Regions from separate parts of the Homo sapiens genome. Here region 2 is linked to region 1. Evidence: read pairs that join two places in POLR2A ChIA-PET (ENCODE). Cell type or tissue: PC-9. All regions are shown on one strand. Each heading gives the region's core, and the rest is flanking DNA. Links, peaks and the distances in the headings are about the cores only.

Region 1 (15,214 bases), core at 3,130-8,129:
TTAAAAAAGAAAGAGAGAGAGAAAAAAGACGCCATTTAGAGCTATGCGTGACAGAGCACGAGAGAGAACTTAGTTTGCAGTAAGTGATGGCTGATAAGGGACAAGGCCAAGACTCATTAAAATGCTGGGGGAAAGCAAAATGCCTCATAAAATGTGATATCATCAGCCTGGAAATTTACAGAAAGAAAAAAATGACTGCAGAAGATGGCAGCCTTTCTTATTTATTTATTTTTAAACAGGGTCTTGCTCTGTTGCCCAGGCTGGAGTGCAGTGGCATGATCATAGCTCACTGCAGCCTTGACCTCCTGGGCTCAAGTGATCCTTCTACCTCAGCCTCCCAAGTAGCTGGGACTACAAGTGCGTGCCACTACACCCAGCCAATTCTTGTATTTTTAGTAGAGATGGGGTTTCGCCATGTTGCCCAAGCTGGTCTCATGCAATCCACCCACCTCGGCCTCCCAAAGTGCTGGGATTACTGGCATGAGACACCATGGATCCTTGATGTAAGGAGTTCGAGACCAGCCTGGCCAACATGGCGAAACCCCATCTCTACTTAAAAATACAAAAAATTAGCCGGGTGTGGTGGCGCACACCTGTAATCCCAGCTACACAGGAGGCTGAGGCAGGAGAATCACTTGAACCCGGGAGGCGGACACTGCAGTGAGCCGAGATTGCGTCACTGCCCTCCAGCCTGGGTGACAGAGTGGGACTCCATCACACACACACACACACACACACACACACAGAGTCAAGTGACTATGACCTGGGAGGATTCTATCAGACAGATCAGTGACCTGGGCCTATCCAGTCTGGGTGAATAGATGTTAACTGAATGCTGACTATGTTGGACGAGCCAGTTTCTCCATTATCTCATTTAATCCTCATAACAGAGATATCACCTTTATTTTGCAGAAAACCTAAGCAGCTTGTTCACGTTGGCATGGTTAAAGTAGTAGAGCTAGGATTTTAAATCCTGGTCTCTTTATTTATTATTTTATTAAAAAATTTTTTAAAAATAAAATATTATTATGAATAATTTTAGAGATGGGGTCTTGCCATATTGCCCAGATTGGTCTCAAACTCCTGAGCTCAAGTGATCCGCCTGCCTTGGCCTCCCAAAGTGCTGGGATTACAAGTGTGAGCCACTGCGCCAGGCCTTAAACCCTGGTCTCTTGACTACAAATCCTGACTTCGCTTCATCTTGTCACTCAGATGCTTTAGCATCTATTTTGTTATTAGGTCTGAGATAAAATGACTTTCCCTGAAAGTGTTAACTGCCCTTGAGAATCACGACAAGGCTCACAGACTATCAACAGATAGTGTAGACCTCCATAGTGCTAATCTCTTTTCTTTTCTTTTCTTTTTTTTTGAGGCGGAGTCTCACTCTGTCGCCCAGGCTGGAGTACAAAGGTTCGACCTTGGCTCACAGCAAGCTCCGCCTCCCAGGTTCAAGTGATTGATTTTCCCACCTCAGCCTCCCCAGTAGCTGGGATTACAGGCCCCCATGACCATGCCCGGCTAATTTTTGCATTTTTAGTAGAGACAGAGTTTCACCATGTTGACCAGGTTGGTCCTGAACTTCTGACCTCAAGTGACCTGCCTGCCTTGGCCTCCCAAAGTGTTGGGATTACAGGCGTGAGCCACCGTGCCCGGCCATAGCACTAATCTCTGAAATTCCACTTATGTGCTTAGTTAGGTAGAATAACTGGATAGACAGGCTGCATAGTTACTTCAAAGGGTGGAGTCCAGAAATGCCTGGAGAAATTCCAGGGACAAACACACAGACTCCAAACAAAAACCAGCCCCCTACACAGTCTGTAATCTTTCCAAGGGCATATATATGGCAATGTGTGAGGGGAATGGTTTTTGCAGAAGTTCAGGATGGACGGCAGTTAGGAGCAGGGAGAGGCTGAGGGTGGAAAGGTGGAGGTGGTTTAGGGGAGGTGCATTTTGGAGGAATGGATGAATAGAGAGAGTAATGGGGACAGAGCTTCCCACCTGGACAAAAAAATAGGATGAGGAATAACAATGGATACCGAAAATTCAGGATCTAGTTGGAGATTTTCATGCCATTTCCAGGTTCAAGGGGTAGTCTGGAAGATGTGGCTTGAACATCTAAATGTCAATTATCTGTGATAATTTGAGGTGGTAGTGGTGGTAGGATGCAGGGGAGAACCAGATGCACTATTTGAAATTTTGGGACAAATTGGTATGTTTTTGATCATTAGAAAAGCATAGCTTGGGCCAGGTGCAGTGGCTCACACCTGTAATCCCAGCACTTTGGGAGGCCGAGGCGGGTGGATCACCTGAGGTCAGGGGTTCAAAACCAGCCTGGCCAACATGGTGAAACCCTGTCTCTACTAAAAATACAAAATTAGCCAGGCATGGTGGCGCATGCCTGTAGTCCCAGCTACTTGGGAGGCTGAGGCAGGAGAATTGCTTGAACCCGTGAGGCAGAGGTTGCAGTGAGCAGAGATGGCGCCACTGCACTCCAGCGTGGGCAACAAGAGCGAAACTCCGTCTCAAAAAGAAAGAAGAAAAAAAAAAGCAAAGCATAGCCTGGGCCGGGCAAAGTGGCTCACGCCTGTAATCCCAGCATTTTTGGAAGCTGAGGTGGGCGGATCAGTTGAGGCCAGGAGTTTCAGACCAGCCTAGCTAACATGGTGAAACCCCATCTCTACTGAAAGTACAAAAATTAGCTGAGTGTGGTGGTCCGCGACTGTAATCCCAGCTACTCGGGAGGCTGAGGCATGAGAATCACTTGAACCCAGGAGGCGGAGGTTGCAGTGAGCCAAGATGGCGCCACTGCACTCCAGCCCGGGCAACAGAGTGAGACCCTGTCTTGAAAAAAAAAAAAAAAAAAAAAAAAAAAAAAAAAAGAGTGACCTTGTTTTCTCCATATTCCTCATGTAGGAAAAAGCATGACCTTTTATTACCCACAGGTCAACCTTAAGAGCTATTCTAAACTAAAGCAAGGTTCCTGTTATAACTAACTGAAATATGAATGGAGATTGATGTTAGCAGTCTCAGGCAATTCTGGAATTCGGGAAAAGAATTCTAAATTCACGTCTTCTGACGTCACAGCACTTTCCCTGTTCATGGAGGCCCGTTCACTCCTTGTACAGTCAGTTTTCTAAGGGCAGGGCGTGGAGGTGAACTTCCTCCCAGGACTGGGAGCTGGATGAACAGTGAAGAGTAAAGCCACGGGAAGCCCCAGTCACCACACTCACAGTGTAACACAGAGAAAAGACACAAGAAAAGGAGGAAATGGAGATCAAAATGTCACTGCCGCTGTTTGAATCTGTAGCTCAAGCCCCATTCAAGGGGAGCCTCATTTTTGACACAGGCTTGCTGGTTTTTCCAAATCCCTGTTGACTCTTAAGCTGCCTAAGCGGTTTACAAGGATGAGCCTCCATTCACAACAATTTCTATTTAAGGAAAAACCATTGGGGATGGGCGCGGTGGCTCATGCCTGTAATTGCAGCACCCTGGGAGGGTGAGGTGGGCAGACTGCCTGAGCCCAGCAGTTCAAGACCAGCCTGGGCAACATAGTGAAACCCTCCCGCTTCTACAAAAAGTACAAAAATGGCCAGGCGTGATGGCTCAAGCCTGTAATCCCTGCACTTTGGGAGGCCAAGGCAGGCGGATCACAAGGTCAGGAGTTTGAGACCAGCCTGACCAACATGGTGAAACCCTGTCTCTACTAAAAATCCAAAAGAAAAATTAGCCAGGTGTGGTGGTGTATGCCTGTAATCTCAGCTACTTGGGAGGCTGAGGCAGGAGAATTGCTTGAACCCGGGAGGCGGAGGTTGCAGTGAGCCGAGATTGCACCACTGCACTCCAGCCTGGGCGACATAGTGAGACTCCGCCTCAAAAAAAAAAAAAAAAAGTACAAAAATTAGCCTTGTGTGGTGGTGCACACCTGTAGTTCCAGCTACTTGGGAGGTCGAGGTGGGAGGATAGCTTGAGCCTTGTAGGTGGAGGTTGCAGTGAACTATGATGGTGTCACTGCACTCCAGCCTGGGTGACAAAGCAAGACCCTGTCTCAAAACAAAAAAACAAAAAAAAATTATTGGCATGCAGATGCCGTTAGCTAACAGCGGTATCTGAGAGCACATGCCCAGTTTGCTTTTGTTTTCACGTCTTCAGAAAAGCATCCTGTAGGCATAATTTTCTTTTTGTAATAAGCTTTTCATTTGTGAGTGAGAGAGGCTAACCACCCACTTTGTGTTTCAGGCTATGGTTAAGGGCACACAGCTACAGCTCAAAGGCAGCAAGTGGAGAAAATGAGAATGAGGGGGCATGAAGAGGAGGACTGCCCGTCTTTATTTCGGTTGTAGAGTCACAGACACATCAGAAGAAGGCTCTGACGTTCAAACCAGAAGGCAGGCCACCGGAGCTCCTAGAAGCCCACAGGGGCGTAGGAGGCACCATGTGAGAAGGACAGAGGGCAGCGACCTGGCTGCCTCTCAGAGAGAGGTCATGTCGTTGAGAGCGTGGTCCAGTTCCTCGCTGATAGCTTTGTACTTGAGCTTCTGAGCGTATAACTCATCTAGAGGGCGGAGGTCCCCAGGGAGACAGTTCAGAAGTACAGGGGACAGAAGGCAAGGGTCGGAATGGAGTGCCACAGATGAACCACAAGAGGAAGAAAAAAACACGTGAGCAAACAAAGCACAGACTAGGAGAAAGCTGTGTTCCATGTGAAACAGATGAAGAAAACCAAAGATCTATGGAGTTGATCTCTAAGTGGTTTGAGGTTCTGCAGGGGGATTAGCCACAATGAAGCTTCAAAACAGTGGTAACCAGAAGTGACAGAGCTTCCCCCCACTGGTCCCCACCCCTCAGTTTATTTCGGATTTCCAATGACGTCACCCTGTCCAAAGGTCGTATTTTGGAATGGGGCATTTTCCCTTATATGGGAACCTCACTTCCCCAAAAAAACATTGGAAGATATGGTCTGAAGAATGTGTCCTTTCTGGGTGGGATGGGCAGTTTGGAAGATTCCATTTGAACCCCAAGATTCTGGAATTTCTGAGGCCGAATGTTAAACACTGGAACTCTTGAAAAAATTCTGGGAGAAGTGGGCCCCAGACTTGCAGACTAGTCTTTATTGCAGTCCCTACACTTTCTGTATTTCTGTTTTTTTTTTTAAATACTATGATAAGCTTTGAGCTCCCTGGGACAGAGCTTCTGCAAAAATGCAAGGCATGTAAAAAAAAAATGCAAGGCATCTATCAGAAATGAGCAAACAGAAGGAAATTGTGAAGTTTTTTTTTTTTTGAGACGGAGTCTGGCTCTGTCACCCAGGCTGGAGAGCTGTGGCGTGATCTTGGCTTACTGCAACCTCCGCCTCCCAGGTTCAAGGGATTCTCCCTGCCTCAGCCTCCCCAGTAGCTAGGATTACAGGCGTGCACCACCACGCCTGGCTAATTTTTTCTATTTTTGGTAGAGACGGGGTTTCACCATGTTGGCCAGGTTAGTCTCAAACTCCTGATTTCAAGTGATCCGCCCGCCTCGGCCTCCCAAAGTGCTAGGATTACAGGCTTGAGCCACTGCGCCTGGCCTGAGATTTTTAATTTATTATTAATATTTTTTTAATCAGAGAGAGCCATACTCTTTTCTCTATACTTGCTCATGGGACTAACTAAGCAGAGATATTTTACCTCCTGAAAGTGGCAATTCAATTAGCCAGGTGTGGCGGCACACGCCTGTAGTCCCAGCTACCTGGGAGGCTGAGGCAGGAGAATCACTTGAACCCGGGAGGCGCAGGTTGCAGTGAGCCGAGATGGCGCCACTGCACTCCATCCAGCCTGGGAGACAGAGCCAGACTCCGTCTCATAGAAAAAAAAAAAAAAAAAAAAAAGGGCCATTCAAGCCTGAATGCTTTGCATTATCCTATTCCAGTGTTCCAGGACATCCAGATATGACATCACTATGCGCTTTACTTTCCTAAGGCAAACAAAGCCCAACCCAGCCCCTCCACAAACATTCCCCAACTGTCCGTGGATGTGTCCCAGAGGGGAAGGCAGGGCAAGGCAAACATTTAGATGGTAACCTCATACCTTCCAGGTCATCAATTGTCTTTTCCAGTTTTGCAACCGTTCTCTCTGCAAATTCAGCACGGGTCTCAGCCTAGATAAGAAGAAAGGAGTTACTATCATGGCTTCAAGACCAGCCCCAGGAGAAACCAGAGCTCGCTGGGTGCCACCACACTCACCTCTTTCAGTTTGTCAGACAGAAGTTTAATTTCTTCTTCATATTTGTCCTCCTTTTCAGAATACTGTGGGAGAAACCAAAACACTGCTTTAAGAAAAGGAGGCCCAGCCAGGCATGGTGGCTCATGCCTGGAATCCTGGCACTTTGGGAGCCTGAGGCTGGTGGATCACAAGGTCAGGAGTTCGAGACCAGCCTGGCCAACATGGTGAAACCCCGTCTCTACTAAAAATACAAAAATTAGCCAGGCTTGGTGGCATGCAGCTGTAGTCCCAGCTACTGGGGAGGATGAGGCAGAAGACTCACTCGAACCTGGGAGGTGGAGGTTGCAGTGAGCCGAGATCACGCCACTGCACTCCAGCCTGGGTGACAGAGTAAGACTCCATCTCAAAAAAACAAACAACAACAACAACAAAAACAAAAAAAAAACAGAAAGAAAGAAAAGGAGGGCTGGGTGTGGTGGCTCTCACCTGTGATTCCAGTGTTTTGGGGGACCATGGTGGGAGAATTACTTGAGCCCAGGAATTTGAGACCAACCTGGGTCACATAGTGAGACCCCGTCTCTACAAAGAATTTAAAAATTAGCCAGTCATGGTGGTGAGCACCTGTAGTCCCAGCTAATGGGGACGCTGAGGAGGGAAGATGGCTTGAACCCTGGAATTCAAGGCTGCAGAGAGCTCTGATTGGACCACTACACTCTAGCCTGGGCAACAGGGCAGGACCCCATCTCAAAAAAAAGGAGGAAGAAGCATAAAAAGAAGTAAGCAGGCCAGGCACGGTGGCTCACGCCTGTAATCCCAGTACTCTGGGAGGCCAAGGCGGGTGGATCGCTTGAGGTCAGGAGTTCGAGACCAGCCTGGCCAACATGGCGAAACGCTGTCTTTACTAAAAATACAAAAATTAGCCAGGTGTGGTGGTGGGTGCCTGTAATCTCAGCTACTCAGGAGGCTAAGGCATGAGAATTGCTTAAACCCAGGAGGTGGAGGCTGTAGTGAGGCCAGATGGCGCCACCGCACTCCAGCCTGGGGCGATGGAGTGAGACTCCATCTCAAAAAGAAAAAAAAAAAAAAGTAGGCAGAGTAGAGGCAGGCACCTTTCCCCAGCAGAAGAAATATGTGTGAAATGTGGAGGATGTTGGGGAGAGTCCTGTAGGATGGTATTGATCAGAAGGCCTAAACTGAGAACTTGAGATAAAAAGTATGGCGAAGAAAGGGAGATAACTGGGAATCTGTTACTCAAGGCCCCCTCTGTATTTCCAACCCCATTCTCCACCACCTTCCCCAGGGTGACAGGCACTCCCTGATCATAATCTGTGGACTCCTGAGTCCCAGTCCCTGTCCATGAATGCACCCCTTAGCATGGAATGTTCCCCTCCCCATGATGACCCATCAGAAATTATACTTTTCTTTTCTTTTTTTTTTTTTTCAGACAGAATCTTGCTCTGTCACCCAGGCTGGAGTGCAGTGGTACGATCTCGGCTCACTGTGACTTGCAACTTCTGCCTCCCAGGCTGAAGCAATTCCCCTGACTCAGCCTCCCAAGTAGCTGGGCCTACAGGCGCCCACCACCATGCCCAGCTAATTTTTGTTATTTTTAGCAGAGATGGGGTTTCGCTACGATGGCCAGCCAGGCTGCTCTCGAACTCCTGACCTCAGGTGATCCGCCTGCCTCGGCCTCCCAATAATAACTAACACTTATTAGCTGCTTACCATGGGCCAGACATAGTTAATGGCATCACAGCCTGGTATCTGTAATCCCATTTTATAGGGGAGGAAAGGGTCACAGAAAGGTGAAGTTATTATTTTGCCTAGGGTCACATGGCTATTAAGTGATCAAGTCATGACTGAAGCCTGACTCTGGAGTGCAGTGGGGCAATCTTGGCTCAATGCAACCTCCGCCCTCCAGGCTCAAGTGATCCTCTCACCTCAGCCTCCCAAGTAGCTAGGATCACAAGCATGCACCACCATGCCCAGCTAGTTTTTGTATTTTTGGTAGAGACGGGATCTCTCCATGTTGCCCAGGCTGGTCTCGAACTTCTGAGCTCAAGCGATCCTCCCGCCTCGGCTTCCTAAAGTGCTGGAATTACAGGCATGAGCCACCGTGCTGGACCTACAGCTGTTTTAAATGTCGCCTCCTTGGTGACACCGTTCACAACCTACCAAGGTCCCTCTATTGTATTCCCAAAGCACTCTGTGACTTTGTCAATCCCTTCCACTAGACTCGACTCTGAGCTCTTCAAGAGCAGATGCCAGGCTGGGCACAGTGGCTCACACCTGTAATCCCAGCCCTTTGGGAGGCCGAGGTGGGTGGATCACTTGAGGTCAGGAGTTTGAGACGAGCCTGGCCAACATGGTGAAACTCCGTCTCTACTAAAAATACAAAAATTAGCTGGGCGTGGTGTGTGCGCCTGTATTCCCAGTTACTCAGGAGGCTGAGGCAGGAGAATTGCTTGAGCCTAGGAGGTGGAGGTTGCAGTGAGCTGAGATCGTGCCTCTGCACTCCAGCCTGGGCGACAGAGCAAGGCTCCATCTCAAAACAAAACAAAACAAAGCAGCTGAGGTATTAGTGGTGTTACATCTATCCCCCTGGCCCGGGGCAGTGTCTGGCATACACACACCAACTGGATTCATTCCTTACACATCCTAGTATCAGATATATGCCAGGGCTGGCACATATGGGAGACAGAGGCAGGTGGATCACTCGAGGCCAGGAGTTTGAGATCAGCCTGGGCAACATGGTGAAACACCATCTCTACTAAAAAAAAAAAAAAAAAAAAAATTACACACACACACTACAGATATATGCCAGGCACAATGCTAGTACTAGGGACACAACTCTGAACAAGATGACATGGTTCCTGTCCTTACAACTTACAATCTAGCAAGGAAGGCATGCAATTAATGGAGTAACTATAATAAATGTAAGAAATCATAATGCCAGCAAAAGTATAGACAGGGCTACACAGCAGAGAAATACCTAACCTAGATGAGAAATCAGAGAAGGACTCTCAGAAGTGATGTTTAAGCAGAAGCTCAAAGGATGAACAGGAGGCCAGGCTCGGCGGCCTCCCAAAGTAATCCCAGCACTTTGGGAGGCCAAGGTGGGAGGATCACTTGAGGCCAGGAGTTCAAGACCAGCCTGGCCAACATGATGAAACCTTGTCTCTACCAAAAACTAGAAAAATTAGCCAGGCACGGTGGCCCACGCCTGTAATCCCAGCACTTTGGGAGGCTAAGGTGGGAGGATCACTTGAGGCCAGGAGTTTAAGACCAGCCTAGGCAACATAGACTGTGCTCTATAAAAAAAAAAAAAAAAATACAGTTTTGGAGTAGTGGCACATGCCTGCAAGTCCTAGCTACTCAGGAAGCTGAGGTGATAGGATTATTTAAGCCCAGGAGTTTGGGGCCTGCAGTGAGCTATGATCACGCCACTACACTTCCAGCCTAAGCAACAGAGCAAGATCTCATCTCTAGGCCAGGTGCAGTGGGTCATGCCTGTAATCCCAGCACTTTGGGAGGGCGAGGCGGGCAGATCACTTGAGATCAGGAGTTCGAGACCAGCCTGGCCAATGTGGTGAAACCTCATCTCTACCAAAAATTATAAAAATTAGCGTGTAATCGGGAGGCTGAGGTGGGAGAATTGCTTGAACTTGGGAGTCGAAGGCTGCAGTAAGCTGAGATCACGCCACTTCACTCCAGCCTGGGTGACAGAGTGAGACCCTGTCTCAAAAAAAAAGAAAAGAAAAAAAAAGGCTGAATAGGGGTTTATCAAGCAAAAGGAAAGCCACACCCAGTTGAGTGAATAGCAGGTGGTGGCTGAGGTGGGAGGATCGCTTGAGCCTGGGAGTTCAAGGCTGCAATGAACTATGATCATGCCACTGAATTCCAGCCTGGGCAACAGAGCGAAGCTCTGTCTCAAAAAAAAAAAAAAAAAAGTGGGGGGTGGAGGTGATGGGAGAACAAAGAATGTCTGTGAAACTGCAAAAGCAGGAGCAAGAATGAGGAAGAGGCTGGGAAATTCAGTGGGGTTCGGCCGTGGAAGTGTGTCCTTTGTTCCCGACGTAGCTGCCACGTAGCAACTGCTTTGGGTGCTGTTTCAAACTAAAAAGCCCAATTCCACCTCTGATCATTGCTATACCTTTGAGATGGTATTTCTGGAGGAACCAGGGGAATCAGGTGAGAGGCAGGCTCTGTATTTATTTATACAACTATGCTCAGATCTCGCTAAGAAGAGCCTCATGTTCTATCTCTATCCTCCTGAGATGGAGATCAAAGATGGTGCTCAGACCCCATGGAAGAGGACTCAAGAGTGTGCAGGAGAAATCCAGCTCTTTCTGTAGGGGAAAAACCCTGGCTGCCAGGCACCAACGCTACTGTTAAATAAAGGGCAGATTCCCCATAACCTGACAGGCTCCTGCATCCCTCGGGAGAAGAAAAGAACAAAGTCCAGCAAGCCACCCTCCAGCTCAAGCCAACCACCTACCTTTTCAGATGCAGCCTCCAGAGATTTCAGATTGTTAGTAACATTCTTGAGTTCTTCTTCCAGGTCACCACATTTTCTGCACAAAGACAAAGGATTTTTGTGTCTTATCTTCCCTTACAGCCGGCAATAATAGCAATCGCCCCAACAATAAATTTTCCAAAGGAGAAACCTACACAGCTCCCCCGGTGGGGGGCAGAAGGAATGTGGGGAGAAAATGTTAATGGATTTTTCTGCAGTGTGATACTATGGGCTTATCAAAGGCTTATCATACCAGGCAGAGGCGAGGTGCGCCCGAAGAGTATTTGGAGGGCTTGGAAAACACTCCTGGTCTTTTGCCAAGGGTAAGGCTGCAAGGACTTGTGAAATCTATGATTGATGAGGCCGACTCCGGAAGGTGTAAGAATGGGACTGAGGGCAGAAGGCGGGCAGAGAGCAATGGGAGTTTGCAGGGGACACTCCGGGAAGGAAGCCCGGAGTGGATTTGTGAAACCAGATCTCTCTCAGCACTCCCGGATGCTCTGTGGGGCTGAATTCCTCACCCGGGGCCAAGAGGACAGGTGTTTTGTTTTTCGGTGCTTGCTTGTGGGATTCTGGTTAAGCTTCTCACCTTCCCGCCAGGAATGTGTCACGGCCAAACACTGACAGGAGCAAAAGCATTTACATACTGACCGGGGGAGCCTGCCTTCTGGAGCAGGTCAGTGTTCTGTTAAGATGGCACAGCCCCCTGAGATATCCTCTCTGGGAAAATGGGACTTCTGGGCTTCCCTGCTGCCTCCTGTCTCACTCCTATTTCCTCATATCTTTGCAGAAAGGGTCAACACGTGGGCAGTGCTTCCCATGGCAGTAAGAACAAGTCACCACCTCTTTGTCACAGAAGCCAAGAGAAAAGATGAGCCATGAGCCCCTGACGCCCGTCCACTTGAGCAGAGACCCCGGTCAGAGCCAATTCCCAACACAGCCAGCTCCTTCCCACTCCGCCCCAGGAATCGAGCCAGCCTCGCTCAGTCCTGTTCTGCCACTCACAGTTCAGACACCTCCGCACGCTCCTCTGCCCTCTCCAGCTCACCCTCCAGGATGACCAGCTTACGAGCTACCTGCAGAGACAGAAAGGCCCAGCTGAGCCCGATCCCCACCAGCCGTGTCCTCTCCCATCCACTGCAGACAGCCCCCAATGATGCCCCACCCAGACCCCTAGACCAGCTGCAACATGGGTTTTTCTGGTGTTTCTTTTTTTTGCAGGGGGACGGAGTCTCCCTCTGTTGCCCAGGCTGGAGTGCAGTGGCACAGTCTCGGCTCACTGCAACCTCCACCTCCTGGGTTCAAGCGATTCTCCTGCCTCAGCCTTCCAAGTAGCTGGGACTACAGGCGCGTGCCACCACGCCCAGCTAATTTTTGTATTTTCAGTCGAGATGGGGTTTCACCGTAGTGGCCAGGCTGGTCTCGAATTCCTGACCTCCTGATCCACCTACCTCGGCCTCCCAGAGTGCTGGGATTATAGGCATGAGCCACCACACCTGGCCTCTTTTTTATTTTTTTATTCTTTTGAGACAGAGTCTCGCTCCATCACCCAGGCTGAAATGCAGTGGCTCAACCTTGACTCACTGCAACCTCTGCCTCCTGGGTTCAAGTGAATCTCCTGTCTCAGCCTTCCAAATAGCTGGGCTTACAGGCATGCACGACCATGCCCGGCTAATTTTTGTATTTTTTGTAGAGACAGGGTTTCACCACGTTGGCCAGGCTGGTCATGAACTCCTGACCTCAGGTGATCTGCCTGCCTTGGCCTCCCAAAGTGCTGGGATTACCGGCGTGAGCCACCATGCCCAGCCCTTTTATGTTTTTGACAGAGGGTCTTGCTCTGTCTCCAAGGCTGGAGTGCAGTGGCGTGGTCAGAGCTCACTGCAGCCTTGACTTCCCAGGTTCAAGCGATCCTCCTGCCTCAGCCTCCCAAGTAGCTGGGACTACAGGTGCATGCCACCACACCCAGCTAATTATTATTATTATTATTTTTAGAAATGGGGTCTCACTATGTTGCCCAGGCTGGTCTCAAACTCCTGGCCTCAGGTGATCCTCCCGCCTCGGTCGAAGTGCTGGGGTTACAGGTACGAGCCACCGCGCCTGGCCTTTTGCTGGCGCTTCAACTGAAAGAGCCATCCTGGGGCCTGGAGGAAATCCTGATTCTCTTCCTCAAGCCTGAGGAGCGAGGCAGACAAGAGGCGGGAGGGAAGAGCCGAGCCATCGAGGGAGGCAAAGGAGGGCCTGAGCTTGCATGGTCTGAAACTCCATGGCTTGGGACCACAATCCTCCATTTTTGCCCAACTGTGCCAAAACTCCCAGCTAACGACACAAGTGAGCTGATCATTCGGTTTTCCCATTACGTTAGACAAGCGTCCGCAGCACTTTCTGGCATCGTGGGAGATAGTTTCCTAGCCAAGTGGTTGTCTCTGGACAAACATATGTTCACGCAGGAGGACAGCTGACCTAACCGAGAGCTTCCTTTCGTTGGCCCCGGTGTCCTCCCTATCTCAGCAGATGCATTTCCTCCCACTTCCTGCTGCTGCGCCATCTGCCAGCCCCACTCACCTCCTCGTATTTGCGGTCAGCCTCTTCCGCAATGTGCTTGGCCTCTTTGAGCTGCATCTCCTGAATCTCCATCTTCTCCTCATCCTTCATGGCCCGGTTTTCTATCACCTTCATTCCTCTGCAAGGAGCAATCTCATCAGGACGGCCGTTCACTCACACCCCTCCACCCACCTCTCATCTATCTTTTCTTTCAGATGGAGTCTCGCTCTGTCATCCAGGCTGGAGTGCAGTGGCACGATCTCAGCTCACTGCAACCTCCACCTCCCGGGTTCAAGCGATTCTCCTGCCTCAGCCTCCTGAGTAGCTGGAATTACAGGCACCCGTCACCATGTCTGGCTAATTGCGTGAGACACCACCCCTAGTCCCATCTCTCATCTAAATGAGTCTCTGAATCTACTGAGCACTGTAACACACTGCAAAGATGGAACTCTGTGCACACATTTCCTTCATCTTGGTTTTTTTTTTTTTTTTTGAGATGGAGTCTCGCTCTGTCACCCAGGCTGGAGTGCAGTAGTGTGATCTCAGCTCACTGCAGCCTCCATCTCCTGGGTTCAAGCAATTCTCCTGTCTCAGCCTCCAGCATAGCCGGGACTATAGGCATGCACCACCGTGACCGGCTAACTTTTATATTTTTAGTAGAGAGGGGGTTTCGCCATGTTGGCCAGGCTGGTCTGGAACTCCTGACCTCAAGTGATCTGCCCGCCTTGACCTCCCAGAGTGCTGGGATTACAGGTGTGAGCCACCGCGCCCAGCCTCCCTTCATCTTTACTACCAGGCACTTTTCTAAGTGCCTTCACTTTCACAACTGCCCTATGGAGCAGGTAAATTATCCACATTTTACAAATGAAGAAACTAAGGCATAGAGAGAGGGTAAGTAACTTAAGGTTACAGAGCTGGTAAGTGGTAGAGCTGAGGCTCAGCCCTTGGCAGTCTGACTCCAGAGTCTGTGCCCCCTTTCTTTTTCTTTTATTTTGAGAGATGGTGTCTCACTCTGTTGCCCAGGTTGGAGTGCAGTGGTGCCCTGAGAGCTCACGGCAGCCTTGTCCTCTCAGGCTCAAGCAATCCTGTTGCCTCGGCCTCCTGAGTAGCTGGGACTATAGGTGTGCACCACTGCACCCAGCTAAACTAAAAAAAAATTTTTTGTGGAGGTGGGGGTTTTGCAATGTTGCTGAGGTAGGAGGATCGCTTGAGCCCAGGAGTTCAAGGCTGCGGTGAGTCGTGATTGCACCACTGCTCTCCAGCCTGGGTGACAGAGCAAGACGTTGTGTATTTATTTATTTTTTTTCTTGAGACAGGTTCTCACTCTGTTGCCCAGGCTGGAGTGTAGTGGTGTAATCATAGCTCACTGCAACCTTGCCTTCCTGGGATCAGGTGATTCTCCCACCTCAGTCCCTTGAGTGGCTGGGACTACCAGCATGCACTACCATGCCTGGCTAATTTTTAATATTTTTTTGTAGAGATGGGGTCTCACTATGTTGCGCAGGCTGGTCTCAAACTCCTGGGCTCAAGCGATCCGCCCGCCTCCCAAAGGGCTGGGATTACAGGTGTGAGCCACCGCACCCTGCCAAGACCTTGTGTATTTAAAACAAGAAAAGAAAAGAAAAGAAGAGGCCAGCCTGGGATAATGTGTCATTGATATGTATCATTCCCACCCAGCACAGAGACCATATGCTTCTTGCTGTCCAATAAATATGTTCACGTGGGGTGTCACCCGTTCTCAGCTAAGTCTCAAAACACCCTCCCCCACCTGTACGAGGTCTCACCCTCAGCATGTGAGCAAGCTCTCTGGGTTATTTATTGCCCCAAAACCCCTTGTAGTACCCAAGAGATCAAAGTGACTTGCCTAAGGCTCCATAGAAAGTGCCAGTGGTAGAAGCTGACTCTAGATCCCCAAGCTTCAAGTATATAATTCTTTCTACTGAGACACAGCAGTCTTTAA
Region 2 (15,214 bases), core at 4,192-9,191, 120 kb before region 1:
ACTTTTAATTATATGCAAATTAAGGGGCAGTTTATAAAGAAATTTCTAGAATGTGGGTGGTAGCTTCTAGGTTGTTGGGTCATTGCCATGAAAAAGGGTAGTAACTTCCAAGTGTTGCCACGGCAATGGCAAACTGACATAGCACACTGTGGGGTGGGTCTTATGGGGAGGCGCTTCTGCCCTGACCTCTTTTAGCTAGCCTCAATTTGGTCTGGTGTCCAAGCCTCACCTCCTAAGTCGAGTTCTGCCTCCTACCTCAGGCGGGGCAGAACTCCAGCCTAAGCCAGGCCAGGGGGTTTGATGCAGAAGCATATGTGGTGGAGCACAGCCAGGACACCCATCCCCTAGGCTTGACTTGCTCTCATAGGAGACTTTAGCCGTAGGGGAACTGTCAGACCTGAACTCTCCAGGGTAGTCTTGCCCATCAGATGGGGCTGGTCTGACCTGAGCAACCCTCAGTCTGCTGGCCTCTCCTGGGGCCCCAGCCTGGCCAAGCCTGCTTGCAGTGCAATCCCCAGGTACCTCTTGGGGGCGGCATCAGAGCTCCTGCACTGGCAGACTGTACCTGAACGGGGAATACTCCTGCACAGCGGCCCCATGGACACACTAGCCCACCTGAGCCCCGCTCCCACTGCAGCCTCCCCTGTGCAGTTTTGCCTGCAGGTTCTTGCCCACAGGCACCCTCAATATTGTTTTGCTGGTGGTGTGTGCGTGGGTGGACCTAGCCCACCCTTCCCCAACAGCATGCCTGTGTGTGCACCCTGCTGTGCCACTGTTGCCAGCATAAGTGCACCCCAGCCCCTCATTCTCCTCTCCCACCACCGTTGTTGTCAGAGTGTTGGCAGCATAGAGCCCGCCAGCCCCACCCCTCCCAGTTCCCCACCTATGCTGGGCCTCCCACAGGAAACTAGGCAGAGAAAACAGAGGACCTACCCCTAGCCCTGAGCAGCCACTGCTGCCAGTGTGAACATGCACAAAGGGCACACACAGTCCTGCACCCACCAGTGCCCCCATGCTAACCCCATCATCGGCACCAATGAACAGGTGCACAGTTGCCAGCGTGGCCCCTGCCCCCACCCCAGCCATACTGCCACTACTGCTGCTGCTACAAATGCCCTCCCAGAGGCTGGCTCCCTGACATCCACTAGCACTCTGTCACAGCCGATAAGCGTGCACCCCGCTGTGCTGCCGCTGGCACATGCAAACAAGAACAGATCCTGCTGCCACTACCCTATGAAGTGCTTTGCCTGGCACCACCCATTGGAGTGTTGTGACCAGCTGTCTGGGAGCAGCTTGGCCCCTCTAGCAGAGCAGGTTCTTAACCTGAAGGAGCCAGAGATCAAAGCCAGGGCTGGATACCAGTCCTCCAGAGTTAGAGCATGCAGTTCAGGAGTCCTAAGCTGAGCCTTGGTCCCCTAAAATCTTCCAATAATGAAGCCATCCAACTGAACCCACCTTATACACAATCAAACCCCCAGGGTCATCAAATAGGATAAAGGAAAAAGAAACCCATTCAAAGGACAGCAACTTCAAAGACTAAAGGAATATCAGCCCACAAAAATGAGAAAGAACGAGCACAAGGACTCTTGACAACTCAAATAACCAGAGTGTCCTCTTTCCTCCAAACTGCAGTAGTTCTCCAGCAAGAGTTCTTTTTTTTTTTTTTGAGACGGAGTTTCGCTCTGTCGCCCAGGCTGGAGGGCAGTGGTGCAATCTCGGCTCACTGCAAGCTCCGCCTCCTGGGTTCACGCCATTCTCCTGCCTCAGCCTCCCAAGTAGCTGGGACTACAGGCGCCCGCCACCACACCCGGCTAATTTTTTGTATTTTTAGTAGAGATGGGGTTTCACTGTGTTCACCAGGATGGTCTCAATCTCCTGACCTTGTGATCCGCCCACCTTGGCCTCCCAAAGCAAGAGTTCTTAACTAGGCTGAGATGGCTGAAATGACAGAAATAGACTTCAGAATATGGATAGGAACAAAGATCATTGAGATTAGGAACATTGAAACCCAATCTAAGGAGGCTAAGAATTATAATAAAACAATATATGAGCTGGCAGACAAAACAGCCAGGATAGAAAATGATGTAACTGACCTGATACAGCTGAAAAACACAGTATAAGAATTTAATAATGTAATCACAAGTATTAACAGTAGTACAGACCAAGCTGAGGAAAGAATCTCAGAGCTTGAAGACTGGCTTTCTGAAATAAGACAGTCAGATGAGAATAGAGAAAAAATAACGAAAAGGAATGAACAAAGCCTCCAAGAAATATGGGATTAAAAAAGAGAGCAAATCTACAACTCATTGGTGTCCCTGAAAGAGATGGGGAAAATGGAAGCAACTTGGAAAACGTATTTCAGGATACTATCCATGAGAACTTCCCCAGTCTAGCTAGAGAGGCCAATATTCAAAATCAGGGAATGCAGAGAACCCCTGCAAAATACTTCACAAGATCATCCCCAAAACACATAATCATCAGATTGTCCAGGGTCAAAATGAAAGAAGCTAGAGAGACATAGCAGGTCACCTACAAAGGGAAGCCCATCAGACTAGCAGTGGGCCTCTCAGCAGAAACCCTACAAGCCAGAAGAGATTGGAGGCCTATATTAAACATTCTTTTTTTTTTTTTTTTTTTTTTTTTTTTTGAGATGGAATCTCATTCTGTGGCCCAGGCTGGAGTGCAGTGGTGGGATCTCAGCAGGTCACTGCAACCTCCGCCTCCCAGGTTCAAGCAATTCTCCTGCCTCAGCCTCCCAAGCAGCTGGGACTACAGGCATGCACCACCACGTGCTGCTAATTTTTATATTTTCAGTAGAGACCAGGTTTCACCATGTTGGCCAGGCTGGTCTTGAATTCCTGACCTCAGGTGATCCCCTCCCCTCCCCCCTCCCCCCTCTCCCCCCCCCCCGCCCCCGCCTTAGCCTCCCAAAGTGCTGGGATTACAGGTGTAAGCCACCACTCCTGGCCAATATATTAAACATTTTTAAAGAAATTCCAATCCAGAATTTCACATCTGGCCAACCTAAGCTTCATCAGCAAAGGAGAAATGAGATCGTTTTCAACTTGGGTGTGGTGGCTCAACCTGTAATCCCAGCACTTTAGGAGGCCGAGGTGGGTGGAGTGCCTGAATCCAGGAGTCTGAGACTAGCCTGGGAAACATGGCAAAACCCCATCTCTACCAAAAACATATACATTAGCCGGGTGTGGTGGTACCTGCCTATAGTCCCAGCCAATTGGTAGGCTGAGGCCAGAGAATAGCTTGTGCCAGGGAGGTAGAGGTTGCAGTGAGCCATGATCATGCCACTGCACTCCAGCCTGAGCAACAGAATGAGACCCTGTCTCAAAAAAAAAGAAGAATAAAAAAGATCCTTTCAGACAAGCAAATGCTGAGGGAATTTGTTTACCAGCAGACCTGCTGTACAAGAGCTCCTGAAAGAAGTACTAAATATGAAAAGAAGGCCGGGTGTGGTGGCTCATGCCTGTAATCCCAGCACTTTGGGAGGCTGAGGCAGGCGAATCACCTGAGGTGTGGAGTTCGACACCAGTCTGGCCAACATGGTGTAACTCCATATCTACTAAAAATACAAAAATTAGCCGGTCATGGTGGTGGGTACCTGTAATCCCAGCTACTCGGGAGGCTAAGGCAGGAGAATTGCTTGAGCCAGGGAGGCAGAGGTTGCAGTGAGCAGAGATCATGCCATTGCACTCCAGCCTGGGTGACAGGGCAAGACTCCATCTCAAAAAAAAAAAAAGGCCGGGTGCAGTGGCTCACGCCTGTAATCCCAGCACTTTGGGAGGCCAAGGCAGGTGGATCACGAGGTCAGGTCAGGAGATCGAGACCATCCTGGCTAACATGGTGAAACTCTGTCTCTACTAAAAATACCAAAAAAAAATTAGCTGGGCATGGTGGCATACGCCTGTAGTCCCAGCTACTCGGGAGGCTGAGGCAGGAGAATCACTTGAACCTGGGAGGCAGAGGTTGCAGTGAGCCAAGATCACGCCATGGCACTCCAGCCTGGGCTACCCAGTGAGACTTTGTCTCAAAAAAAAAAAAAAGAAAAAGGAAAGAAAAGGCCATTACTAGCCACTACAAAAACACATTTAAGTACACAGACAAGTAACACTATAAAGCAACCACACAAACAAGTCAGCATAATAAACAGCTAACAACACAATGACAGGATCAAATACATGCATATCAATACTAACCTTGAATGTAAATGGGCTAAATGCCCCAATTAAAAGGCATAGAGTGGCAAGAGCTGGATAAAGAAATAAGACCAAATGATATGCTCCCTTTAAGACACCATTCTTGGCTGGGTGCAGTGGCTCATGCCTGTAATATCCCAGCACTTTGGGAGGCCGAGGCGAGTGGATCACTTGAGGTCAGGAGTTCGAGACCAGCCTGGCCAACATGGTGAAACCTCGTCTCTACTAAAAATAGAAAACCGCCAGGCGTGGTGGCGCGTGCCTGTAATCCCAACTATTTGGGAGGCTGAGGCAGGAGAATTGCTTGAACCTGGGGGACAGAGGTTGCAGTGAGCCGAGATTGCGCCACTGCACTCCAGCCTGGGCAACACAGCAAGACTCTGTCTCAAAAGAAAAAAAAAAGACCCATCTCAGATGCAATAACACCCACAGACTCAAAATGAAGAAATGGAGAAAAATCTACCAAGCAAATAGAAAACAGACAAAAGCAGAGTTGCAATCTTAATTTCAGACAAAACAGACTTTAAGCCAACAAAGATCAAAAAAAGACAAAGAAGTGCATTGCATAATGGTAAGGTATTCAATTCAACAAGATCTAACTAACCTAAATAAATATGCAGCCAACAGCAGCACTCAGATTCATAAAGCAAGTTCTTAGAGACCTACAAAGAGACTTAGACTCCCACACAATAACAGTGGGAGATTTCAACACCCCACTGACAGTATTAGACAGATCACTGGGGCAGAAAATTATCAAAGATATCCAGGACCTTAACTCAGCACTGGATCAACTGGACCTGATAGATATCTACAGAACTCTCCACCCAAAAACGAGAGAATATATCTCATCTGTACATGGTACATACTCTAAAAACCACCACACAATTGGACATAAAATAATCCTCAGCAGATGCAAAAGAACCAAAAGCATACCAGCCACTCTCTCAGACCACAAATCAATAAAAATAGAATTCAAAACTAAGAAAATCACTCAAACCCATACAATTACATGGAAATTAAACAACCTGCTCCCAAATTACTTTTGGGTAAATAATGAAATTAAGGCAGAAGTCAAGAAATTATTTGAAACAAATAAGAACAAAGATACAACAGACCAGAATCTCTGGGACACGGCTAGGGCAGTGTTAAGAGAAATTTACAGCACTACATGCCCACATCAAAAAGTTAGAAAGATCTCAAATTAACAACCTAACATCACAACTAAAAGAACTCACGAAGCAAAAGCCTCCAACTCCAAAGCTAGCAGAAGACAAGAAATAACCAAAGTCACAGCTGAACTCTAGAAGACTGAGACACAAAAACACCATTCAAAACATCAAGTAAGCCAGGAGCTGGTGTTTTAAAAGAATGAATAAGATAGATAGGCTGCTAGCTAGACTATTAAGAAAAGAGAGAAAACCCAAATAAACACAATTAGAAATGACAAAGGGGATATTACCATTGACCCCACAGAACTACAAATAACCCTTAGAGACTATTATTAACACTTCTATGCACACTAACTAGAAAATCTAGAAGAAATGGATAATCTCCCGGACACATATACCCTTCCAAGATGGAACCAGGGAGAAACTGAATCCCTGAACAGACCAATAATGAGCTCCAAAATTGCATCAGTAATAAATAGCCTAACAACCAAAAAAAACCTGGACCAGACGGACTCACAGCTGAATTCTATCAGACGTACAAAGAAGAGCTGGTACCATTCCTACTGAAATGATTCCAAAAAAACGGAGGAGGAGGGACTCCTCCCCTACTCATTCTATGAGGCCAGCATCATCCTGATACCAAAACCTGGCAGAGATACAACAAAAAAAGAAAACTTCAGGCCAATATCCTTGATGAACATTGATGCAAAAATCCTCAACAAAATACTAGTAAACTGAATCCAGCAGTACATCAAAAAGCTAATCCGCCACAATCAAGAAGGCTTTTATCCCTGGGATGCAAGGTTGGTTCAATACATGCAAATCAATAAACATGATTCATCACATAAATAGAACTAAAGACAGAAACTACATGATCATCTCAATAGGTGCAGAAAAGGCTTTTGATAAAATTCAACATCTCTTCATGTTAAAAACTCTCAACAAACTGGAGTTTTTTGGTTTTGTTTTTTGTTTTTTTTTGAAACAGGGTCTTGCTCTGTCGCCCAGGCTGGAGTGCGGTGGCACAATCTGGACTCACTGCAACCTCTACCTCTGGGGCTCAAGTGATCCTCCCACCTCAGCCACCCGAGTAGCTGGGATTACAGGCGCGCATCACCACGCCCGGCTAATTTTCCTATTTTTAGTAGAGCGGGAGCTACCATGCCCAGCCAACTAACTAGGTTTTGAAGGAACATACCTAAAATAATAAGAGCCATCTATGACAAATCCATAGCCAACATCATACTGAATGGGCAAAAGCTGAAAGCGTTCCCCCTGAAAACTGGCACAAGACAAAGATGCCCTCTCTCACCACTCCTATTCAATATAGTATTGGGGGCTGGGCATGGTGGCCGACGCCTGTAATCCCAACACTTAGGGAGGCCGAGGAAGGCAGATCACCTGAGGTCAGGAGTTCGATACCACCCTGACCAACATAGTGAAACCCTGTCTCGACTAAAAATACAAAAATTAGCCGGGCATGGTGGCATGCGTCTGTAATCCCAGCTACTTGGGAGGCTGAGGCTGGAGAAGCACTTGAAGCCCGGAGGTGGAGGTTGCACTGAGCCAAGCATGCCACTTGTACTACAGCCTGGGCTACAAAGTGAGACTCTGTCGAAAAAAAAAAAACACTGCTAAGAGAATAAAAAGATAAGCTACAGACTGGGGGAAAATACTTGCAAATCACCTATCTGACAGAGGACTTCTATCTGGAACACACAAAGAACTATCAAGGCTCAACTATATGAAAATAACCCAATTTAAAAATGCTAAAAAGATGCACAGAGACATTTCTCCAAAGAGGATATACAGATGACAAAGAAACATGTAAAGCAATGCTCAACATTATTAGCCATTAAGAAAATGGAATAGGCCAGGCGTGGTAGCTCACACCTGTAATCCCAGCACTTTGGGAGGCAGAGGCGGGTGGATCATCTGAGGTCAGGAGTTCGAGACCAGCCTGGCCAACATGGTGAAACCCCGTCTCTAGTAAAAATACAAAAATGAGCCAGGCCTGGTGGTGGGTGCCTGTAATCCCAGCTACTCGGGAGGCTGAGGCAGGAGAATCGCTTAAGCCTGGGAGGCAGAGGTTGCAGTGAATGGAGATAGTGCCATTGCACTCCAGCCTGGGCGACAAGAGCGAGACTGTGTCTCAAAAACAAAAACAAAAACAAAACACAAAACTGTGCTGACATACTACTACATACCTATTAGGATGACAAAAATAAAACTACTGACAAAGGATGTGGGGTCATCACAACCCTCATCTGTTGCTGGCGAGAATGCAAAACAGCAATGGTTTGGCAGTTTCTTATAAAGGTAAACATACACTTACCGTGTGACCCAGCCATCCCACTCCTGGGTATTTACCCTAGAGAGATGAAAACTTATGTCCACACATAAACCTGGACACGACATGTTTCTAGCAACTCTATTGACAATTGCCAAAGATTGGAAAACCACCCAAATGTCCTTCTGTGGTTCAGAACAGAAAATAAATATAAATAAATATAAAAGGGAACAGACTTTTGATATGCAAAACAATTGGATTTGGATGAATCGCAAAGAATTAGAATGAGTTAAAGCAGCCAGACTCGAGAGCTCATGACTGTATGACGCCATTCATACGACAATCTCAGAAAGACAGCTGCGGTGACATATGATGCCACTCGTGTGACAATCACAACACGATGAAGACTCCAGTGATGGAGAACAGTTCAATGGTGGCCAGGAAATGGGGAAGAGGGGAGCATGGAGCTACAAAGGGGCAACATGAGGAGGTTTTGAGGTTCTGTGTCCTGGGTGTGGTGATGGGTACACAAATCTGTACAAGCGCTAAAATTCATTTTCAAAACGTCAACTTTCCTCATAATTAAAAAACCAAAAGAAAAAAATATACAAAACAGTAACACTGAACGCAAAATCAAAACCCAAACAACAACCACCACCAAAAAAACAAGCTGCAGGAGAACCACATCTTATGATCTCAGGTTTATAGAAAAATCAATATACTTGTTTCTGTCTGTCTACAGAATGAGGCCCGAGAGGGTGACGGTGAATAAATCCTAATCTTTCTGATTATAGGAGCCCTTTAGTTTCTTTTTTTTTTTTCTGTGCATGGTGACTGATAAGAGCCCTTCACTTTCTAACCTCATACCCTGCTTCTAATTTTTAAAAATAATGTGCATGTATGGATTCTCAGTCAGCATAAATGCTAATAAAGAAAACAAGCTTTAGCCGAGCGTGGTGGCGGGTGCCTATAATCCCGGCTACACGGGAGGCTGAGGCAGGAGAATCGCCTGAACCTGGGAGGCGGAGGTTGCAGTGAGCCGAGATCGTGTCACCACACTCTAGCCTGGGCGACAGAATGAGATTCCGTCTCAAAAAAAAAAGATAAGACAAACTCACATTTCAATGAGTGGCCCAAACTGAATCCTGCTATCTGTTACCACACAGAACGGCTCTCGGGGCTTTGCCAGTTTTAAAATGCTGTGTTTATTTCTATCGTGGAAGAGATAAAACCCTACAGAAGAAGGAAAGAAAAGAGGCCTACCAAGAGGTTGACAGACTCGATGACGTCCAAGAACACCTCATTCTTCCGATACTTGATGCCTTCGGACCGCCAGGACACCGCGTTGGTGACGGTGGCTGGTGGCCGCGGGGCCCCTGTTTCCAGCTTGTGGCCTTCCTGAGTGATGTACCTGTGGGGCCACACGCTCAGAGTGAAGGAGGTGGTACCCGCACCAACGCCACAGCTTCTGGCCTTGACATTTCGGCAGGGTTGGGTGGGGGGTACAGGGCAGGTTCTGACCGACTTGAAAATAGCCCTTGGATTTCAGCAGCTCCAGAAAAGGCAGCCTCTGGTTCACCTGGGGCTGCTTCATACAGAAAAATCTTCACAATTTCCAAAAGCCAATACACTCAAGTTATAGAGGCTGAAGTGCTCATTTTGGGGGACCAAGAAGACCATGTTGGGAAGGAAAACAAGAAGTGGGTGTGAGCTGCTTCCCGTCCCTGCTGAGCACGTGGATGGAACTGACGCCTCGGAGTGTAACCTGGTGACCCCATCCTGCTGAAGGAGCAGGAGGTGCAGCGGTTAGGAACACAGGCTTCTCTGGGAGTCTGCTTGCTTGTCCCCTGTAAAATGGGGAGACGGTATACGGGGAGGCTGTGAATCGAGTGAATGTGAAGTGCTGGGGCCCGGCCCCCAGGAAGCACTTAATTCACATTGCTTCTTATCTGAAGGGCAGGATTCCAAAGAGGGGAGATTTCGATCACAGTCTCATTTTATGACAGTAAAAACAAGGGAGGTGACTCCTTAGTAGCAAGGTACTGAAGGCATCTGTGTGGATGGAGAGTAAAGATGAGGAGCAGGAAAAGCACGGTTATGTGGGGGCGTAGAGGAGGAAACGAATTAAAACCACTAAGAGCAACTTAGTAAAAACCCGAATACTGCTGGAGGTGGGAGGCAGGTGGGGGACAACATGAACACAAATTTGCCCCTTCTGTTTCCACACCTGATGACGTCGATGTCATGACACCGCCCAGGCCTGGCCCCAGGCCCCACCCCTGCCCACTCACTCCTGCAGGATCTTGCTGTCGGTGGTCTGGGGGTAGCCGAAGTCCATGAGCTCGTCCAGCAGCTCGTAGATGATAACAAAGTTGTCCCGGATGCTCTCCTCCTCCAGCTCCTTGAAGTACTCGGAAAACACCTGTGGCGGTTGGGGAGGGAGGGAGGAATGGGAGGCAGATCATTGAGCGGACGGATGAGGAATGAATGAACGCTTGCACACATTCATTTGCCCGCTAAGTCCTACCAACAGCCTACTTCCCAGGCTCGGTGGTGTGCTACAGGGCCCTGGACCCAGGTTATGGGGCAGGACAGCAGTGGCTGGCTGTGGGGTGGGGCCAGGCTGGAGCCACTGCAGATGTCCCGAGGCCTTCAGAAGCTCTGCGTTCCCATTCTCTTCCCTGCCCAGACACCCGCAGACAGGCAGCCCCTCCTGAGCGACTGTAACTGTCATCCCTTTCTGAGTCTGGAGTGACTCAGGCAAGGACCTGATGAGCTGCCATCTTCCCCATTTCAGTGGAAAGCTTGATGCATCTTCCCCATTTCAATGGAAAGCTCAGAAGGTTAAGGAAGGGACGCCAAAGAAGAGGGGCTGTTAGAAGCACTTTTGCAGGCACAAATGCTGAAGGAAGGAGCGTCACTAAAACAGAAAGGCACAGCCCAACCCTTGGGTGAGGACCTTCCCCTTCCCGCATCCCCCATTCTCTGATCTGCTGACCCCTGCGCGCTTCAGGACTGTGATCACCCGGCCTCTGCTTGGAAACCACAGGCAGCACAGCCAGGCCCAGCCCTGCCTGTGACAGCATCACCGGTCCAGTGAAGGCAGCCCTTGGCCTGCACGTGGGGCCTTCCCAGGTGACCCTCGGCTCCTTCCCCAAGCCCTCACCGCCCAGGCTTGCCCCTGTTCCCCAACATTCTGCACAGGCAGCATCAGTGAGGGATGAAAGCTTTCCCAGGCCCAGCACAGGCCTCCTGGGTCCTGTTCCCCACTTTCGTGAGCCCCACAGCCCACCTCGGCCAGGCCCATCCTCTCCGGGAAGCCAGCAGCAGCCTCCTCACTGGCCTCAAGTCCTCCTTCTGCTCAGCAGCCAGAGAGGCTGCTTTAGATCAAACCACGTCTTGTCAGTCTCCTGCTTAAAGCCCTCCACTACCTTTCATCAGAAGTGGAATGAAATCCACACTCCTGTATAATCCGCCCTCTTCCCAGCTGACCTCAGCCTCATACTCTGCCACACGCACGCTGGCCTCCCTAGCTGCACCACACATACACCTGTCCTGGCGCCTTCACCCTGGCTGCTATCTGTGTCTCACTGGCAGCCTGGGCCTGGCGTGTCAGCTCTCTCCAAGGTGGGCGTCAGGCATCTGTGCCTTGAGAGCCCCCTGGGAGATTCTGAGGTGGGCTCAGCTCTGCAGCTCTGCTGGTTATTCCAGCCCCATCCAGCTGGTCACCCCACATCCTTCCAAAGCTCGCTGACCCCTGCTTGTCCCTTCCAGGGTCAGGGCACCCCTGCTCTGAGCCCTACCTTTTCCTGTTCACTTTCCTTTCTTCCCCACGGTAGGGGAGCAACGTGAGCTATAGAATTCCACAGGCGTGGGGAGTTGGGACTCCCCTTTCCCACTTCCTGGGCTTCCAGCCCCAGTGCTCCCTGGGGATGCCACAGCTCTCTGTAGGGTGGCCAGGTATGGGGAGGTCCACAAGCAGAGCCAAGACAACCTCCACCCAAGCCCACGGCCCCTCCGAGCGAGACTCACCTGCACCACCTTATAGAGGAAAGAAAAGACCAGCGACACGCACGCGTTCTTCTTGGATGTGGCAACCACTGCATGGCGGCCACAGTTAAGGAGCATTCAGAGGCTGGGGCTGCTGCCTGGAAGATCCTGGTTCATGGAGGGACCCCCTAACCCTCACAACCCTCAGAGCCTTCCCTATCCCCACTCCCAGCCGTTTACTTGGCCCATGGTGGGCTACAAAGCTCCTGGTCCAAGCTAGACCTGGGACACAGGAGTCACCAGCCAGATGCGCTCCCAGGCCCCAGGGAGCACTCACTGAGATGGAGAATCACAGGGATGGCAGGTGGCACAGGGCACCTGTCCCGGCGGCTGGGTGAAGGGCTGCCTTGAGCAGGGAGGGAGTGAGGCTCATTCCAGGAGCAGAAAGCAGGACACACTGGCCCTGCTCCTCCAAAGCTGACCTCATCATGACCCTGCTGAGGTCCAGGGTCCCCCGGCCAGACTCTGTGGCAAGCAGCCAGGGCCAATTCTGGCTTCAGCCCTTCCTGGCTTTGGAAACACAAGCCTTGGCCCATGAAATAAACCTTTCTAGAGAAACCTTGATATTTCTCTCCTGTGTAATGGAGGCCTGTGAATGAACTCACCAAGGCAATGTAGGTGAGATGTCTGGCACAGATGTTCCCTTCTGCCACAGGAGCCAGCCCCTGCCTCCCAGGGTCAGTGTGTGCTGGGCGCTTCCTATTCCTTTTTCCCTAATGGGTCCCCGGGCCGCCAGAGAAGGCTGGTTCTTCCTCTGTAGGCCCATGCACTGCACCCTGGACATCCCTGTTCATGGCACATCTGTGCTGCCTGGCTCGTCTGCCCAGGAGTGAGCTCTAGGAGGGAGGGTGGGGGCTGTATCCTCTCCCTTCCCGCCTCACCCCAGCACAGCACAGGGGCCCAGGAAAGGGACGCTGGCCCAGTCAAACGAGTGCTGGCCTCCCTCCTGCTGCCTGGCAATGTGCCCTCCCCAGATGCTTTATAAGCAGGGGCAGTGGGGGCCTCTCACCTTCTCATGGGTGCCTCTCAGCCACGGCCTTGCTGAGCACTGTCCCGGCTGGGGGTGAAACGATGTCCACTAAGCCAGAGGGGTGAGCCCTCCCTGTCTCTTCCCTAGATGCCCAGGTGTGAAATGTGGGGGCCCAACCAGAAACTGATCTGATGGCTCCTGCTGAGCTCAGACCACAGCCACCTCTCCCTCTCCCAATACCTGGGCGGCTTCAGAGGACTGTCAGTTCCCTGGGTTAAAAGCCACCTAGGCCGGGCACGGTGGCTCACGACTGTAATCCCAGCATTTTGGGAGGCTGAGGCGGGCGGATCACGAGGTCAGGAGATCGAGACCATCCTGGCTAACATGGTGAAACCCTGTCTCTACTAAAAAAATACAAAAAAATTAGCTGGGCGTGGTGGCGGGCGCCTGTAGTCCCAGCTACTCGGGAGGCTGAGGCAGGAGAATAGCGCGAACCCGGGAGGCGGAGCTTGCAGTGAGCCCAGATGGCGCCACTGCACTCCAGCCTGGGCGACAGAGCGAGACTCTGTCTCAAAAAAAAAAAAAAAGCCACCTAAGATCATCTTCAGAGCTATTCTCAGGGCCTTCCAGAGCCAGGTGAAATCTACACAGAGGCACACCACAGGGAGCCCTGGGCCAGCACGGCCCACATGGGAATGTGCACACCGGCCACCAGGAACAAATCTTCCTACAATGCAGATTCTGACGGGGCAGGGCTGGGTGGAGCCTGGGATTCTGCATTTCCAAAGGGCTCCCAGCGGATATTCTGGCCCGTTGGCCACACTGTACTGGCAAGGCCCCAAGTGTCTCCAAGAACACAGGAAAGGGCACAGAGCCCATGCCTGCTGGGAGCAATATGCACAAGTCAGTTCAACTGACCCGAATGGTCCTGCAGTGAGGGGTCGTTGTTCCCACTGAACTGTGGGAAGGTGAGGGATCCCCCATGGCTGCTGGAGCTGGGGCTCAAACGGGCTGTGAGTGGCAAAGCAGGCCCTTCCGCAGTAGTGTGGGTACTGAGATGGGCTTGCGGGTCTGCCCAAAGCTGTGGGGTGGCCAGTTAGACCTCCTGGATAGAAACTGGCTTGGCCAAGTCTCCCCATGGGCCCAAGGACAGGAAGGGTGGGGGGCTCTGAGATCTGGGCGGGGCTGTACCCCACCACCCCTCCGTGGTCCAGGCCACTTCCCCTCCCACCTGCACGATGGCCCCAGCCTACTCCCCACCTACCCATGTCCTCTCCTGTCCCCACAGTCTTGCCCCACTCAGCAGCCAGAAACCTCCAGAAGACACACATCTAAAAGCCTCCAGAGACTTCCTGTCACATTTCAGATGATGTTCTTTGAGACCCCAGACCCCGCTGACCACTCCAGCCTCGCTGCCCTACACGCCCCCTCTCCAGCCACCCCGAGTGCAGCTGTTGGAATGAGGCTCTTCCCTGCAGAGCCTTCACCCACGCCTAGTGCCTGCCCACCCCTCCAGCTGGCAGAAGCCAGGCCTCCCTGCAGGCTTCCTCCAGGGTGTCATTTCCCTTCCTGGGCCCCTGGGCTGAAGAGGTTCAAGTCACACCTGCTCCTCTCCCCACACCCATCACACATGTCATCGTGCATTGTCTGCCTGTCTCCGCAGGCAGCAGGGAGCTCCAGGAGGGCATGGCTGTGTCCAATGCTTGCGCTGTGCACAAACCAGCCCTGCTTGCAGGCGTGTGGATATGCACACACACCAACACCCACACAGGAGTCCCCTGGGAGCACCCCCAGCAAAGGGATACGATACAGGTTGTTGTGTTTGATCCACATGAAACGGACCCCCCCGTGGGCCAGGATGGGCGACAGCATCCCCTCCTCCTCCTTCTCCATCAGGATGGGCATGAAGTGCTCCACCTCTGACATGTCCACGTCGCCACGGTAGTTCCGGCAGATGAGCACCTGGGGTGGGGAAGGAAGAGAAAAGATGCTTGCATTTTCAGTTCTACAATCTGGGGGCTTGGGGCAGGGGGTGAGATGCACCACCCTGCTTCGCTCTGGGGACTCCGGTCATGGCCACTATCCGCAAAAGAGCAGGACTTGAGGCCGTTCTGATCTCCATCCCCCAGGGAATTCCTGGAGAAGAGCATCTCCCAGTGTGAATGCCCACAGGGGCCACTGCAGTTCTTCGCAGGGTGAGGGTAGAGGCGAACTCTGCAGCAAAGGTCCAGGACTGAATCACCCAGAGACATCAGGTTAAGCAATGCCTCACAAGCTCTCAATGCAGACCTTCTCAGAGCCTTTGCCGGGCCAACGCACCTTGCTCTCCCGCCTGTGTCAGGGCGCCCACTCCCGCTGAAGGTTCGTATTTACTGAAGTCCACAGGTGGCCTGAAGGGAGAAGCCCTCTTCCTGGTCTCTCTCTTTCATAGCCTGTGGGTCAGGATATACAGCATCCAGAACCCCTGTCCACTGCTGATAGGAATGGAAAATGGGACAACTACTTTGGTGTAGTCTGGCAGTTT

The links. ChIA-PET counts read pairs that join two places held together with the same protein. Peaks named below come from ENCODE experiments on the same cell type or tissue, not always from the same donor. Only the 100,000 strongest peaks of a DNase experiment are listed, where the experiment ranks them.
Region 2: POLR2A ChIA-PET joins it to region 1 with 5 read pairs; 2 of 35 experiments call an interaction of 5 or more read pairs at or near these places.

Annotation. Positions count from the first base shown.
Region 1 is chr19:16,084,602-16,099,815 of GRCh38, reverse strand. TPM4 (tropomyosin 4) reads right to left here. Exons shown (of 8, transcript NM_003290.3): 3 at 13,276-13,393; 4 at 11,719-11,789; 5 at 10,696-10,771; 6 at 6,218-6,280; 7 at 6,063-6,132. Among named protein-coding and RNA genes, the nearest start is that of TPM4, 16 kb to the right of the region's middle. RefSeq lists a silencer at 2,432-2,629 and enhancers at 4,964-5,837, 13,279-13,328. In PC-9, for the core only: no CTCF peak of the experiment used is centred there; a DNase peak (open chromatin) is centred at 5,995; H3K27ac peaks cover 3,733 bases.
Region 2 is chr19:16,202,897-16,218,110 of GRCh38, reverse strand. It overlaps AP1M1 (adaptor related protein complex 1 subunit mu 1), which reads right to left. Exons shown (of 12, transcript NM_032493.4): 2 at 14,496-14,652; 3 at 11,703-11,770; 4 at 9,962-10,092; 5 at 8,934-9,081. Among named protein-coding and RNA genes, the nearest start is that of AP1M1, 13 kb to the right of the region's middle. RefSeq lists a silencer at 13,534-13,683. In PC-9, for the core only: no CTCF peak of the experiment used is centred there; no DNase peak of the experiment used is centred there.